Regions from separate parts of the Homo sapiens genome. Here region 2 is linked to region 1. The links are chromatin loops, found by intact Hi-C in ENCODE. Cell type or tissue: B cell. All regions are shown on one strand. Links, peaks and the distances in the headings refer to the core of each region. The heading gives the core; the rest is flanking DNA. Region 1 overlaps LOC107985590 (a long non-coding RNA gene). Region 2 has its middle 37 kb from the start of APOL3.

Region 1 (8,325 bases), core at 78-8,077:
AGGTCCCGAAGCTAGTGGAGTTCTAGCATTGCCACCATGGGACGTTGACCTTGGCAAGTCCCCTCTTTTCTCTGAGCCTTGTTTTTTTTTTTTTTTTTCTGAGATGGAGTCTTGCTCTGTCGCCCAGGCCAGAGTGCAGTGGCGCGATCTCGGCTCACTGCAACCTCTGCCTCCCGTGTTCAAGCAATTCTCCTGCCTCAGCCTCCCGAGAAGCTGGGATTACAGATGCCCGCCACCACACCCAGCTAATTTTTGTATTTTTAGTAGAGATGGGGTTTCACCATGTTGGCCAGGCTGGTCTCAAATTCCCGACCTCATGATCTGCTCACCTCGGCCTCCCAAAGTGCTGGGATTACAGGCGTGAGCCACTGTGCCCGGCCCTGAGCCTTGATGTTTTCATCTGTAAAATGGGACAGTAACAGCCTCTCCTTGGCAGGGCTGTTTTGAGAATCAAGGCTGGCAGTGGTGTGAATGTTTTATGGAAAAGAATCATGCCTGTGTCGCTGGGTGTTACGGCGCTACCTGTGTCTCCAGCTGCCTGAGCAGAGAGAGCCCGTGGGGCCCCTTGGTCTGTCACACAAGCCCAGGGTTCCAGGCTCAATTTAGGATAATCCAGAATAATGCTACCAACTGGCTGCAGATCAGAGGTCAAATTCCTTTTTCTGGGCCCCTCTTTCCTCCCAGCTCCACTGGGACGCTGCCTCCAGGGGACTTCTCACAGCTGTCTGGACCAGACCTGCCTGGGAGGAACAGGGTGAGCGGGGACAGGAAGGCCTCGGACTTTTCCCAGGCTGAAGACCTCCAAGAAGCCACTCTCCCATTCCTCCGCTCCAGCTGGGCAGGCTTCTGATGTGGCTTTCCCAGACCCTGCTGGCCCCTGTCTGCAGCGGATACACACAGAGGAACAGCGCTCAAGAGGGGGAGGGAAGGGCCTTTGAATAGGAGGACTCATGAGGGCTCCAGGCCTGCACACACCCTGTCAGCTTGGGGTGCAGGTTGCAGATCTCTCAGGCAATGCCAGGCCTCAGTTTCCTCACCTGGAAAATGGGTTTGGACTGGATGACTTCACCCAGGATGCCCAGTGCTAGACACTAGAACAGACCGAGCAGCCCAGGACCTTCCCCCAAGTTCGCTCCCTGGACCCCTTTCACCTCTGCAAGATAGGGGCCATTCCCTACCTCTGGCCTCAGTCTCCACCTCTGTAAAATGGGCTGGCTGAACTGGAAGATCCCGGAGGGTCCTTTCCTCTCTGCCATTCTGTTGTAGCTGGAAAAGGAAAACGGGGTAGTGCTGGGAAGGAAAGAACATTTAGTGAGCTGCAACTGTATACCGGGTGTTTTTATACGTTATCTCAGTTCTCTGTGCCTTATTTTCCTATTGCTTCTGTAACAACTTACTATAAACTTGGTAAATTAAAACAACACACATTTATCACCTTATAATTCTAGAGGTCAGAAGTCCAAAACTAGTGTCACTGTGTTAAAGGCGTCAGCAGGGCTGGTTTTCCTTGTCTTTCAAGATAGAATCAATGCTCTCTTCATTCCCACATCACATGGTCTTTTCTCCCGTTTCCTCAGTCTCATCTCTTTCTCTCTCTTTTTTTTTTTTTTTTTTTGAGATGGAGTTTTGCTCTTGTTGCCCAGGCTGGAGTACAGTGGTGCTATCTCGGCTCACTGCAACCTCCCCTTCCTGGGTTCAAGTGATTCTCCTGCTGAAGCCTCCCAAGTAGTTGGGATTACAGGTGCATGCCACCACACCCAGCTAATTTTTGTATTTTTAGTAGAGACAGAGTTTCACCATGTTGGTCAGGCTGGTCTCGAACTCCTGACCTCAGGTGATCTCTCTGCCTTGGCTTCCCAAACTGTTGGGATTATAGGCATGAGCCACCATGCCTGGTCATCTCATCTCTTTCTTCCTACTGCCACATGCCTGCCTCCCTCATAGAAGGATCCTTGTGGGGACATTAGGCTCACCTGACCAATCCAGGATAATGTCCCTATCTCCAGATCCTTAACTTAATTACATCTGCAGAATTCCCTTTGCTGGATAAGGTACGATTCACAGGTATTTGGGGGATTAGGACGTGGGTATCTTTGGAGGACTCTCACTCAGCTTGCCACATCCGTTCACACAAGGCTGTCATGGAGCTCAGCTTCCAACCCCAGTGCCTGTGACTTTGTAGCTGTGTGGCCTTGGGCAATGACCTAACTTCCTTGGCTCTCAGTCTCCTCATCCATAAAACAGAGGTAATGATGAGGATTATTAAGACAGTGCAGGGGCCAAGCACAGTGGCTCACACCTGTAATCCCAGAACTTTGGGAGGCCGAGGCGGGTGGATCACCTAAGATCAGGAGTTGGAGACCAGCCTGACCAACATGGAGAAACCCCGTCTCTACTAAAAAAACAAAAATTAGCCAGGTATGGTGGCAGGTGCCTGTAATCCCAGCTACTTGGGAGGCTGAGGCAGGAGAATCATTTGAACCTGCGAGTTGGAGGTTGTGGTGAGCCGAGATGTACCATTGCACTCCAGCCTGGGCAACAAGAGCGAAACTCCATCTCAAAAAAAAAAAGAGTGCAGAGGACTCTCTGAACACGGGGTCTGCTGCTGCTGCTGAGTGAATGTATACAGTGATAGTAACGCTGATAATGAATCACCCTTGTTTATTGCAGCTACTCGTACCAGACACTGAGCTGAGTGTTGAGTTTATGTAGGTGAGCCACGTTGACATGAGCCTGGCCCTCGTGGAACGTACTAGAGAACCAGGAAGACAGACTTAGAATAAATAGTCACACAAATCATTAGGGAATTATCAGAGCAGCCCAAAGCCACACAGCTGGGAAGAGGAGAAGTGGGTGGGATTCACACCCAAGTCTGTCTGATTCCCAAGCCCTTATTTTTCCATGATACTCCCAGCCTCTTGAGGCTGGTGGAGGCCAAGCCGAGGACCAGAGATGGGAAATGACTTGCCAAAGGTCACACAGTGAGAGAACAGTCCATTGCAGACCCAGATCTCTGGGCATCCTGCCTAAGGCTCCTCCCAGAGGAGATTCTGAGACGTAATACTAAATTACAAAGTAACACTAATAACTAGTGTGGCAGCTAATGCTGTGGAAGCTTGCTCTGTGCCCGGAGGCAGAATGGACATTTTACGTGCCCAGTATCATTCAGTTTCCACGATGCACAGGAGAAGAGACTTGGTACCCTATTTCACAGAGAAAGAACCTGAAGTCTCAAAGGGGTGCTATGAAATGCCTAGGGTCACCAGCGAACTAACTGCTAAGCAGAGAGCCAGGATGTTCTCTAAGAGCAGGGCCTGGCTCAGAACTCCCCAGTTCAAATTTGTCTGACCCCCACCCCTGTCCCTAACTCCTGCACATCCTGCCTGCGCCCACTGGCAGATCTTCAGGGGCTCCTGCCAGTGGGAGGAGGGAGGTGGCTGTGGTCCTTAGGGTGTAATCCCACAGGTGGAATTCCTCCTGAGGTCAGCCTGCAGGGAGACGGGTGACACGCTGGTGCCATCTAGTGGCCTTAAAGAGACATGCTGCTTCCCCCGGGAGCCGCAAGGTACCCCACAGAGATGCAGGGAGATAGTAATACATAAGGTCCTCATCCTCCACCCAGCTGGACCCCGGTAGCAAACTGACAAAGCTGAGCTAAAAGTGTTCGAAATGATCCTCCTCATTTTGCAGCTGAGGAAACAGAGGTTCAGAGAGGAGACCGACACACCCCAGCCCAGTCAGGGGCAGACGCAGGTGGCTGGAGGGACTGGCAGGGAGGTGGGGCTTGCCCTGAGCCTTAGCAGGGAGTCTGTCCAGCCACTGGGAGGCCAGGACAAGACAAGTGAGCTCTTCGTGGAGACTCCAGTTTTGGTCTGGGGATGGGTAGGGGGCACTGGCCTGGGACAAGGAGGAGGGTATGGCTAGTAGGAGCTGGATTATGGGCCAGTGCCTGAGGAAGGGAGGAAGAAGGCTGGTAAGAGACAGAGTGTCCTGGATGATCACCAAGGCTCCTCCGTAGAGAAATCCCATGATCTAAGGCCAAACATGGCTGGAGAAACCCCAGGATTCTTAGAAACAAACATGGCTAATGAAATTCCATCATTCTAAGGGACAAACATGGCTGGAGAAATCCCAAGATTCTAAGAGGCATAGGAACTTGATACATTGTTCATTCCATCAACAAACCATCACTGACCATGCACTCTGGGCCTTCCCCATAAGGGACGCTCAAGACCCACAGACCAACCAGATCTGGTCCCTGCTCTGCCGGATTCCACAGCCCAGTGGGGCAAATAAACAGATGACAGACTCTCAGAACCGGACAAGATAAATTCAAGTGGCCCCCCAGAGGGCCATAGGCTCTGCAGCCAGACAGATCTAGCTGATGATGTTAGCAAAAATAGCGGAAGGGCCGAGCGTGGTAGTGCACATCTGTAGTCCCAGCTACTCCGCAGGAGGATTACCTGAGCCCAAGAGTCAGAGGCTGTAGTGTGCCATGATCACACAGGTGAATAGCCACTGCACTCCAGCCTGGGCAACATAGCAAGATCCTATCTCTCTTTTGTTTTGTTTTGTTTTTGAGACGGAGTCTTGCTCTGTCGCCCAGGCTGGAGTGCAGTGGCGTGACCTTGGCTCACTGCAAGCTCCGCCTCCCGGGTTCACGCCATTCTCCTGCCTCAGCCTCCCAAGTAGCTGGGACTACAGGCACCCGCCACCACGCCTGGCTAATTTTTTGTATTTTTAGTAGAGACGGGGTTTCACCGTGTTGCCCAGGCTGGTCTCGAACTCCTGACCTCAGGTGATCCGCCCACCTCAGTCTCCCAAAGTGCTGGGATTACAGGCGTGAGCCACCGTGCCCGGCCCAATCCTATCTCTGCAAAAAAATTGTGGAGTGGCTAACATTTATTGAGTGCCTACTATATGCCAGGCACTAGTATAAGCACTTTTGATTAGCTAATTTAGTGAAACCCAGACTTTCTCTGACTAGCCATGTGACTTTTGGTAAATTACTTAGCCTCTCCAACCCTCCAGATTCTCGTCTGTAAAACAGGAGCCACGTGCCTACCTTGCTAGGCTATTGTGAGGTTAAAACGAAGTTTTGTGTGTGGGTGTGTGTGTGTATTTGTGTGTTACCTGGAATATAGTAAGTGCTCTATAGATGGTAGCCACCATTGAAATAGTAAGTGCTGTAATGCAGGAATGCCGAAGAGTTCCCACGATCTCATGCCTATCTGGAATTATCCTTTCTTTTTCTTTTCTTTTTTTTTTTTTTTGAGACGGAGTCTTGCTCTGTTGACCAGGCTAGAGTGCAATGGTGTGATCTCGGCTCACTACAACCTCCACCTCCCAGGTTCAAATGATTCTCCTGCCTCAACCTCCTGAGTAGCTGGGATTATAGGCATCTGCCACCACGCCCTGCTAATTTTTTATATTTTTTAGTAGAGATGGGGTTTCGCCATGTTTGGCCAGGCTGGTCTTGAACTTTTGACCTCAGGTGATCCACCCACCTCAGCCTCCCAAAGTGCTGGGATTACAGGCCTAAGCCATTGCGCCCGGCCCTTTTGGTGTTATCTTAGGGATGGGGGTAGTTGCATCTGAGGTCAGGGAGAGGAGGGAAGGGGAAAGCTCCCTGGAAAGGAGTGGAGACTTGGCCAGGACCTGGAAAGGGCAGGAGCCACCGCCCTCTTCCCCTCCTCTGCCCCTCCCCACCTTCTGCTCAGCTCCCCCTTCCCCTCTGGGGCACACCTCATCCCCTCCATTCGTATACCTGTTGCCCTGGGCCTGACCTCACCATCCCTTGCTTGGCCTTGTGTTTCCACTGGCCTCCCTGCCTCCACTCCTTCCTCCCTGTACCCAGAGGAAACTCCTACCACCAAATCTGTCCGTCCCTGCCTCCTCCGGCCCTCCTGCTCATTGATCCCACCCCACAGGAAAGCCCACTCAACTGTGACGGGCAAGGCCCACCCCATTCATTACATGAGTCTGTTTCCCCATCTCCTTCCTTGCGTCCACAGAGACCAGAGTTCCAGCCACCTGGAACTACATGGAGCTACCTGCTGTCCCCTGCAGACCCTGTGCTCCCTCCAGCCCCTATTGGCCGCCTAGAAGTTTCTCTGCCCACTCATCTCTCCAGATGGCTGTGCCACTCCCGGGGAAGCCTTCCCAGGCACCCCTCCCCTGCGGGGTCAGGAAGATCACCCTCCTCCCCCTTTCTCTCCCCCCCGCTGTGTTCCCAGACCCTGTCCAGGGTGTTCCAATGCTTGTCTTATGTGCCCATCTCCCATACTAGATCATTGCCTTCCATTAGGTGACACCACTGCTAGGAAATGCTTCAGATAGTGCCTCCCTCCATGTTAGGCCTCACAGTTATAACTCGGGCCAGGTCTTTGTCATCTTTGCGTGCCACTGTTGAATCGTGATGATGACACTCACATTTCTGAGCACTTGGTGCACCAGGCACTGCACTATGGACTTCACTCAAAGTATCTCCCTTAATCCCTCCAACCCCATAGGTGGTAGGACCTGTTATTATCCCCTTTTTTAGATGAGGAAACTGAGGTCAAAGAGGGTGGCCAAGAGGCATTAAAACCAGGCAGGCCAGATCCAGGGGCCACCACATTGCCACCTCTCTGAGTGTGCCTATGCTGTTCCACTGCCTGCAACACCCTCTTTCACTGCCTGGCCCCTGGTGGGCTCGTTTCACCCTCGGGCCTCAATCCCAAAGCCCCCTCCTTGGAGAAGCCTTTTCTATAACACCCTGTTATACAGCATCATGCCACTCTGTCTGTTTGCTTTGTAGAATATGTCTCAAGGTATTTCTTTGAGTTTGCTGTCTGTTGTTCTTTTGTACTCAACGTGCACGCACACACACAGCCACAAACACACATAGTCGTACTTGACTGTGAGAGCAATCACCGTGATTTCGCTTACTGCTGCATCCCTAAAGCAAAACAGAGTTTAGCCAGCCTCCCAGAGGGTCCCCAGAGATCCTGGCTTCTTGGTATGCACACCTTTGTGGAGTCCGCTTCCACGCTGAGCAGAGGACCTGTGCTACTGAGAGGACACTGTGTAAATGCCAAAGTGAGACCTCTGAGGCTGGGTCATGAAAGATATTGCACTTCCTCCTTGGCTCTCTTGGACCACTTGCTCTGGGAGAATACAGCTGCCATGTTGGGAAGACACTCAAGCAGCATTGTGGAGAGATCCACATGGTGAGGGACTGAGGCCTCTGGCCCACAGCCAGCATGACCTGGCCAGCCTTGTGAGGGAGCCACCTTGGAAGTGGATCCTCTCTCCTGTCCAGCCTTAGATGACTGCAGCCCTGACCAACATCCTGCCCACAACTTCATGAGGGATCCTGAGCCAGAACCACCCAGCCAAGCCAGTCCCAAATTCCTGATCCTCACACCTTGTGTGCAAGAAGAAATGCTGATTGTTTTAAGCCACTACGTTTTGGAGTACCTTGTTATGGAGCAAAATTGAATCCAACACTTTCTAAGTAGTTGTTGTATAAAGAGGTGGAGAGATGGATGCTGAATGAGAATAACAATGATTCTCACTCCCTGAGCCCTCTCTGTGTGCTAGGCATAGTGCTAAGTACTTTACATGTGAAACCGTCACACAGCCTTATGAGAAGGCTGCTACCCTCTACCCATTTTATAGATGGAGAAATAGGAACAGTGAGGTTAAATTACTCACCCAACATCCCACCAGCAGTCCTGGGGCTTTGCACCCTGGCAGATTGGGACCAGAGGCTTCACTGCCACATGGCACTGTCTGGGTGTCTCTTGACTCTTCCCAGACCCCCTCTCAGGCTCACTGGGGGCCTGGAAGAGCTCACTGTCACAGTCCGCGTGGCATGCATGCCCTGCAGAGCTAGGAATGCATGGCTCATGGCCTGGTGCCAGTGCCTCTTGTCCCACTGCTGGGAACACTGCCCTGTCACCTACCGGTAGAAGCCAGTTGGACAGAGCAGAAGGAAGAGGATGGCTTCTGTCCAGCCACACCCCATGGGACCAAGTGGCTGTAGGGGCAGGAGTGGGGGTCAGAGAGCTCAGATTCCAGCCGGCTCGTCATGCTGGTCTCCTTAGCAAACCTCCTAAGGTTACACACCCCAGGGTTCTGGCTGGACTCAGAGCCTTCGTCCTCTGGATCTGAAATGATATGGTTGGGACAGAGCTGGAAGTAACAACGGAAAACCCTGAGCCCTTCTTGTCCTCTGAGCAACGGAGGCTAAAAGGATGTTGGGGCCCAGGGAGCATGTAGCACTCAGGCCCACACCATCGTGAGAAGATAGTTGGGCTGGCACAGAGCTGGATGCCTTCT
Region 2 (8,325 bases), core at 73-8,072, 540 kb after region 1:
ACACAGTAACCTGAATGACTCTCCAGAGAATTATGCCAACTGCGAAAAGGCAATCCGCAAGAGTTACGTACTCTATGATGCCATTTACTTATTTATTTTGAGACCTAGTCTCGCTCTGTCACCCAAGCTGGAGTGCAGTGGCATGATCTCGGCTCACTGTAACCTCCGCCTCCTGGGTGCAAGCGATTTTCCTGCCTCAGCTTTCCAAGTAGCTGGGACTACAGGCGTGCACCACCACGCCCAGCTAATTTTTGTATTTTTAGTAGAGACAGGGTTTTACCATGTTGGCCGGGCTGGTCTCGAACTTCTGACCTCAAATGATCCGCCCTCCTTGGCCTCCCAAAGTGCTGGGATTACAGGCGTGAGCCACCGTGCCTGGAAAATTATTTATTTTTAAGATTTGTTAAGTGTAGTCATGAGAAGCGGGAAAGAGTAGAACAAGGAGTTTTATCTGCTGTGACTGAACAATCAATTGAGATAACGCGGCACCTTCGGATCAGCTGATTCCATTTATCTAACATTCTTAAATGGACCCACTTATAGACATGAAGAATAGATTAGCAATTGCCAAGGCTAAAGTAGGGATCAGGGTGGGAGAGAAGTGGGTGAGGCTATAAAAGGACAACAAGAGGGATTCTTGTGGTGATAGAAATATTCTATATCTTGATTATATCAATGCCAATATCCTGGTTGTGATATTGAAGAGGCTAAAGCTGCATTTGGTACAATAAAATACAATTAGCAGCCTATAACCCCAAAGGAGAAAACTGGCCAGTTGTGTATTAAATCTTTGTGTGTTTGCATATGTGACATTTAAATGCTTAATTTATATGCCAACATTTAGCATTTTTCCAAGATGTTACTATTAACGGAAACTGAGTAAAGGGTACATGGGATCTCTCTGGATTACTTTGTACAAATGCAAATAAAAATGTTAATTTAAAAAAACAGAATGAGGCCAGGTACGGTGGTTCATGCCTGTAATCCCAGAGCTTTGGGAGACCAAGGTGGGAGGATCGATTGAGGCCAGGAGTTCAAGACCAGCCTGGCCAACCAGCAAGACCCCATCTCTACAAAAAATTAAAAAATTCAGCTGGGCATGGTGGCGTATGCCTGTAGTCCTAGCTACTGCAGAGGCTGAGGCAGGAAAATCACTTGAGACTGAGAGGTCGAGGCTGCAGTGAGCAATGATGGTGCCACTATACTCTAGCCTGGGCAACAGGGCAAGAGAATGAGGCAGACAGGAGCCCAGCCTGGCAGGAAAGGGAGGTTGTATTAGTCAGGGTTCTCCAGAGAGACAGAGCTAATAGGATAGATGTATATATGCAGGGGAGTTTATTAAGGAGTATTGACTCACACGAACACAAGGTGAAGTCCCACAACAGGCTGTTTTCAAGCTGATTAGCAAAGAAGCCAGCCAGAGTCTCAAAACCTCAAAAGTAGGGAAGCTGACAGCGCAGCTTTTAGTCTGTGGCCGGAGGCCTGAGAGCCCCTGGCAAACCACTGGTGTAAGTCCAAGAGTCCAAAAGCTGAAGAACTTGGAGTCTGATGTTCAAGGGCAGGAAGCATCCAGCACGGGAGAAAGACCATGGAAGGGAGTGAAGGCTGGAAGACTCAGCAAGTCTAGTCCTTCCAAGTTCTTCTGCCTGCTTAATTCTAGCCGTGTTGGCAGCTGATTAGATGGTGCCCACCCAGATTGAGGGTGCGTCTGCCTCTCCCAGGCCACTGATTCAAATGTTAATCTCCTTTGGCCACACCCTCACAGACACACCCAGGAACAATACTTTGCATCCTTCAATCCAATCAAGTTGACACTCAATATTAACTATCACAGAGGGCTTCCAATGCAGTGACAGTTGACATGAGTCCTCAAGGTTAGTTTGCAGGTCACAAGGGAGAGAAGGACAGGAGGCCTGAGGCAGGCAGGACAGCATGTGATAGTGGGCTGTTTGGGTCTTCCTTCCCCAAAGTCATCCTGGGATGGTGAGATCTCCGGCCATTCATTCCATTGCACAGAGGCATTCATGCAGGCTACCTCCCAACTTGTTCATAAAAATGTTAAGTGATGGACAAAATAATGTCTTTACATTTTTCTTAAACGTTTGGTTCCTGCTGCTGCTTATCTGGTAGAGAGGCTCATCAGAGGAGAAAATGAAGGAAGATTCCCTTGTCAAACATCACAACAGAGAGCAAGCATCTTTGTTCAGCCTGTCAGGATCATCTTTCACATTCAATTTAGAAAAATGGCAGATGTTAATGTTTTTCCTGTTAAGAGATAATTTCTTTTTAAAATGTTTGTTTTTTTTTTCCCCTTACTATGCCTAGTCCTGCTTTTTATATGATAACAGCCTAGGAGTGGAAAGAATGAGAGTTTGGGTGACAGAGATCCTTACATTTGAATCTCAATTCCACTTAGAGGCTATGGTCATGACTTAGAGGCTATATTAAGACCACTTAGAGGCTATGGTCATGACCTTGAGTCCGTTTCCCTGAGTTTCACTGCCTCAGACTAATCATACCGAATAGGCCAGTATTGCCAAATCCCAGTGCTAGGATGGGGATTAATGAGAAAACATTTGCCAAAAAACCTAGTATACCTTGTGTAATACCTGACACGTAGTAGGTGCTCAATAAGTGATACTCATTGATTTATTTTTTTATTTTATTTATTTTATTTTTTTGAGACCGAGTCTTACTCTGTCACCCAGGCTAGAGTGCAGAGGCGTGATTTCGACTTACTGCAACCTCTACCTCCTGGGTTCAAATGATTCTCCTGCCTGGGCCTCCCGAGTAGCTGGGATAACAGGCGTGTGCCACCACACCTGGCTAATTTTTATATTTTTAGTAAAGACAGGGTTTCACCATGTTGGCCAGGCTGGTCTTGAACTCCTGACCTCAGGTGATCCGCCTGCCTCAGCCTCCCAAAGTGCTGAGATTACAGTTGTGAGCCACCACGCCTGGTCAATAAGTGATACTCATTGTTAATAACAATTCTAGTTCATCTAAGGATTTAAAGCTGTGTACCTTTCATAGTGTTCTACAAACAGCTTCCTGATTTCCAGCAGCTTTGCTTATATCAGCCAGGATAGTCTAGGTTATGCTGCAGTAAAAAACAAGCCCCTAGGCTGGGCACGGTGGCTCACGCCTGTAATCCCAGCACTTTGGGAGGCCGAGGCGGGCGGATCACCTGAGGTCAGGAGTTTGAGACCAGCCTGACCAACGTGGTGAACCCCTGTCTCTATTAAAAATTCAAAATTAGCCGGGCATGGTGGTGCATGCCTGTAGTCCTAGCTAGTTGGGAGGCTGAGGCAGGAGAATCGCTTGAACCTGGGAGGTGGAGCTTGCAGTGAGCCAAGATCGCGCCATTGCACTCCAGCCTGGGCTACTAGAGCGAAACTCTGTCTCAAAAAACAAAACAAAACTAAACAAAACAAAAAAACAAACCAAACAAACAAACAAAAACCACCAAAAAGCAAGCCCCCGATCTCAGTGGTTCACAACAGCAAAGGCTACTTCTTGCTCACGCTACATGTCCATCATGGGGCAGGTGCCTCTCTGCTCCGGTTGTCTTCCCTCCTGGACTCAGTATCATGGAGCAACCACTTTCTGGAAGATTGCTGGTTGCCACAGTAGAGGAAAAGGGTCTTATATCAGCATTCATTGCTGTGGCTTAGAAATGACACATATTATTTCCATTCAAAACTCTTTTGTCCAGAACTGGTTACATATTCCCACCCAACCATAAGGAGACCAGGAAGAATAATCCCACTGTGCATCTGGAAAGGGGAAAAGCCAGACAAATGTGGCCAACAGCCCCAGTGACTACCACCACAGTGCTTTTGAAAACCACTGCCCAGAGCCAGAAGGATGGAGGATCAGCATGGCGGTAGGAGGAAGGGAGAAGCCAGAGGGGAATGAGGAGGAGCCGGGGTGCCTGGTATGGAGGGCCATCCATCCTTGGTCAATGTGCAGGGCTGGGGCCAGAGGAAGGCTGGGCGCCTTTCTCATCTGGACCCAGACCCAGACAGACCCCGGGGCCATTCCGTTCTGCAGGCAAACAAGCCAGTCCCGCTAGAATGTGGCAGTCACAGGCTTTCAACATGGAAGGTGGAGCTGCCTGGACGCTGTGTTTTTTTTCTGTTTGTTTTTTTGAGACGGAGTCTTGCTCTGTCACCCAGGCTGGAGTGCAGTGGCATGATCTGGGCTGATTGCGCCTCGGCAAAATCTCGGCTGACTTGCCTCCCGGGTTCAAGCGATTCTCCTGCTTCAGCCTCCCGAGTAGTTGAGATTACAGGCGCGCACCACCACGCCCGGCTAATTTCTGTATTTTTAGTACAGACGGGGTTTCATCATGTTGGCCACGCTGGTCCTGACCTCAAGCGATCCGCCCGCCCAGGCCTCCCAAAGTGCTGGGATTACAGGAATAAGCCACCGCGCCCGGCCAGACGCTGTGTTTTCCTGGCACTCCACTTCATGAGCAAAACTGTCACAGAGTAGTATTTCCCTGGCTCCACCCCTCCGGCGCTGCTGGATTCCTGAACCTATTCACTTCTTCTGAAGTGCTCTCAACTTGGCCTCCCTGGCTCCTTCCTGGTGCAGACATTTACTCTTCCTGCTCCGGCTTTGTGCCTCTGTAAAACTGCTGACGTCACCAGCAGCGGCTCCGACCGCCTGTCCTCCAAGGTCCCGGGCTGCGGCTGCGCAGCGCCGACAGCACGATGCGTGTGCCGACAGCGCCACCTCCTGGCTCTGCCGAGGCTGTTGGCAACACGCAGGGCTCGCAGTGCGCCCGCTTTTCTACTGCAGCCCTCAAAATTCAGCACGAGGCTTGGCTAGGGGAGCTTGAGTGGCTGACACTGTGGTCTGGTTAGTTTCCATTCTGACCCATGCTAGCCGTCTTTCAGATTCTAGAACTCAGTTCTTCTCCGGACCTCCCTCCCAGCCACAAGTCTTTGAATATGCGGCCTGCAGCTGGGCTCCCCTCATCCCCGCTCTTCTCCCCAACCTTCTTCATCATCCCTTGGCCGATCTTGAAGACTTAGCGGAGGCAGGGCGCAATGGCTTACGCCTGTAATCCCAGCACTTAGGGAGGCCGAGGCGGGAGCATCACTTGAGGTCAGGAGTTTGAGACCAGTCTGGCCAACATGGTGGAACTTTGTCTCTACTAAAAATACAAAAATTAGCTGGGCGTGGTGGCGGGCACCTGTACTCCCAGCTACTGGGGAGGTTGAGGTAGGAGAATCGCTTGTACCCGGGAGGCAGAGGTTGCTGTGAGCCAGGATTGAGCCACTGCACTCCAGCCTGGGCAACAGAGCGAGATCCTGTCTCAAAGGAAAAAAAAAGTCTTAGCTGAAACGTCACTTCCTCGACTCCTCAAATTTAGTCAAGCCCCCGTGCTATGAGATCTCTCCCCTTCTTGCTGGACGGGTTGGCAATGCTGGAGGATCTTGAAAGAGGAACACTCATGGGTCAAGAGCATTTCCTAACAGCGAACAGAGGTTTCAGAATCCTCATGAGCATCGGTGTCTCCTTGCTGGGACGCTGCTCACACACTTTGTGATCCTCAGAGGTGAGATGCAGGCCTATTAAACACGCTGGCCTTGGTGAGAAAGCCTCTGTGGGTTTCCTGTTTATCCCAATAAGCTGATTCAGGAAAGGAGACATCTCCTTCCTTCTCTGTTTGCCATGGAGGACTCACACCTTTCTTGTCCCCAGGACAGTGGACATCTGTTTGCCAATGCAGACCTCGTGCTCACTGGAGGCTGGAGAAGGCACGCTCAAGAAACGTTCAAGGCATGACAGCTACCCAGAAGGCCTCTAGTGCCCCAAGAGCTGCTCATCAGCCCCATTTTCTTCCTAATATTATTTAAAAATTTAAAGAAATTCAGTGAAAGTGTAAGCATACAGGCATAGGTAGTAGGTAAACTAGAATTCACTCTTGCTGGGGGAATACCACCCAGGGTTTGAAAAGATACAGAAGGCAAAAGAAACTGCATTTAGTATAATAAAATACAATTAGGCAGAGCACGGTGGCTCATGCCTGTAATTCCAGCACTTTGGGAGGCCGAGGAAGGCGGATTACCTGAGCTCTGGAGTTTGAGACCAGCCTGGGCAACATGGTGAAACCCCGTCTCTACAAACATACAACAATTAGTGAGTCTTGGTGGTACATGCCAGTCATCCCAGTTATTTGCTGGGCTGGGCTGGGATGGGAGGACTGTTTGGGCTCAGGAGGTCAAGGCTGCAATGAGCTGTGTTCACGCCACTGCACTCCAGCCTGGGTGACAAAGCAAGACCATGTCTAGAAAAAATAAAAAAATTAGCAGCCTATAATTCCAAAGCAGAAAACCAGCTGGCTGGCTATGCACTAAATCTGACCAGCCATTGTGTGTAAGGCGTGTGTGTGCAAATGTGTGTTTGCATGTATATCGTTTAAATAGTTACTTTATTTACCAACATTTACATTTAAGGAAATTTCACATCAAATAATCTATAATTCTAGAATCTTCTTAAACATGAGGTGGGCAACATGAGACCCCCACTTCTATCAGTATCCATCCTGACTGGACCCAAGTGGACAGCTTGAGTTTCCAGTTCAATCCAGTTCCTGCCTGGCCTCTGCTGGCCTCTGGGTTTGCAATCCCAACTCCCTACCACCGCCACTACTGCTGAGAGCATCCCCTCTACAGTACTCAGAACCTCACTGGCTGCCTGCAACCCTGGGGGATCAGCAGAAGAGACTCTAAGCCCATCTATCAGGTAAAAAACCTGAGGCCCAGAGAGGGAAAGTGACTTACCTAGGGACACACAGCTCTTAGTAAACAGAGTGGAGGCCAACTCCACTCCAACTCAGTCTCATTCCCACTCTGAGATTTAAGAAAAAAAAATGTGATTTTAAAAATCCCAAAGTTGTTTCCTTCCTCCCTCCCTCCCTCCCTTCCTCCCTCTCCCTCCTTTCCTTCCTCCCTCTCCCTCCTTTCCTTCCTTCCTCTCCCTCCTTTCCTCCCTTCCTCTCCCTCCTTTCCTCCCTTCCTCTCCCTCCTTTCATTCCTTCCTCTCCCTCCTTTTCTTCCTTCCTCTCCCTCCTTTTCTTCCTTCCTCTCCCTCCTTTTCTTCCTTCCTCTCCCTCCTTTTCTTCCTTCCTCTCCCTCCTTTTCTTCCTTCCTCTCCCTCCTTTTCTTCCTTCCTCTCCCTCCTTTTCTTCCTTCCTCTCCCTCCTTTCCTCCCTTCCTCTCCCTCCTTTTCTTCCTTCCTCTCCCTCCTTTTCTTCCTTCCTCTCCCTCCTTTCCTTCCTTCCTCTCCCTCCTTTCCTTCCTTCCTCTCCCTCCTTTCCTTCCTTCCTTCCTCCCTCCCTCCCTCCCTCTCTCCCTCCATTCCCCTTCCTTCCCTCCCTCCCTTGCCCTCCCTCCCTCCCTTCTTTCCTTCCTTCCTTTGTTTCTTCCTTCCTTCTTCCCTTCCTCCCTCTCTCTCCTTCCTTCCTCTCTTTCTCTCTCTCTCTCTCTCTTTCTTTTTCCCCCTCTCTCTCTTTCTTTCTTTCTTTTGACAGGGTCTCAGTCCTCACTCTGTCACCAAGGCTAGAGAACAGCAGTGTGATCATGGCTCACTGTAGCTTCTACCTCCTCGGGTTGAAGGGAGCCTCCCACCTCAGCTTCCCCAGTAGCTGGAACCACAGTCACGAGCCACAATGCCTGGCTAATTTTTTGTATTTTTTGTAGAGATGGGGTTTCACGTTGTTGCCCAGGCTGGTCTCAAACTCCTGGGCTCAAGCAGTCCTCTTGCCTTGGCCTCCGGAAGTGCTGGGATTACAGCCATGAGCCACCGCGCCCGGCCAATCGCAAAGTTTCTAAAGTAGGAAATGGGATTCTATTCCATCCCCAACTAATTGTCCCCAACCACTGGTAGCAGCCTGGCTTGTCTCTGCTTCGACAAACACAGAGGTCTAAGCTCACACTCTCAAAGTTACACTCACATGTCTACAGTTTGGCTTTCTCTCTTTTACTTTTTTTAAAATTTATTTTCTATTTGTTTTCCCCATGACATAGCTCCAGGAGATCCTGAGAACATGTCCCCTACAGTTTGGCTTTTAATCTTATGATTGCAAAGCTGGGATCATGCTGCAAACACCACTCTGCAACGTATCCTTCCCACCAACCCAGCGCCCACACAACCCCCTCAGTGTGGGCCATCTTTCCCTTTCAGGACACACAGCACAGTCCCTTTCTTCCCTCATCACCTCACAGGCCTGAACAGAGGGCCAGAGAGGTGGAGTCCTGCAATTTACCTGCTCAGTCTCCCATCACAGGACCCTGGACAAGTCACTCCTCT

The links. A loop is a pair of places that touch in the nucleus more often than their neighbours do. Peaks named below come from ENCODE experiments on the same cell type or tissue, not always from the same donor. Only the 100,000 strongest peaks of a DNase experiment are listed, where the experiment ranks them.
Region 2: a loop joins it to region 1, with 5 times the contacts of the local background. A loop is called at or near these places in 10 of 110 quality-filtered maps.

Annotation. Positions count from the first base shown.
Region 1 is chr22:35,579,722-35,588,046 of GRCh38, forward strand. It overlaps LOC107985590 (a long non-coding RNA gene), which reads right to left. Exons shown (of 5, transcript XR_007068163.1): 2 at 8,007-8,153; 3 at 7,699-7,945; 4 at 1,179-1,290. Among named protein-coding and RNA genes, the nearest start is that of MB, 33 kb to the right of the region's middle. RefSeq lists enhancers at 815-1,314, 3,289-3,790 and a silencer at 3,530-3,609. In B cell, for the core only: CTCF peaks have their summits at 3,522 (motif pointing left) and 3,724; a DNase peak (open chromatin) is centred at 3,510.
Region 2 is chr22:36,119,431-36,127,755 of GRCh38, forward strand. No RefSeq gene overlaps it. Among named protein-coding and RNA genes, the nearest start is that of APOL3, 37 kb to the right of the region's middle. RefSeq lists an enhancer at 4,571-4,865 and a silencer at 4,806-4,875. In B cell, for the core only: CTCF peaks have their summits at 4,745 (motif pointing left) and 4,944; DNase peaks (open chromatin) are centred at 4,181 and 4,691; H3K4me3 peaks cover 529 bases; H3K27me3 peaks cover 384 bases.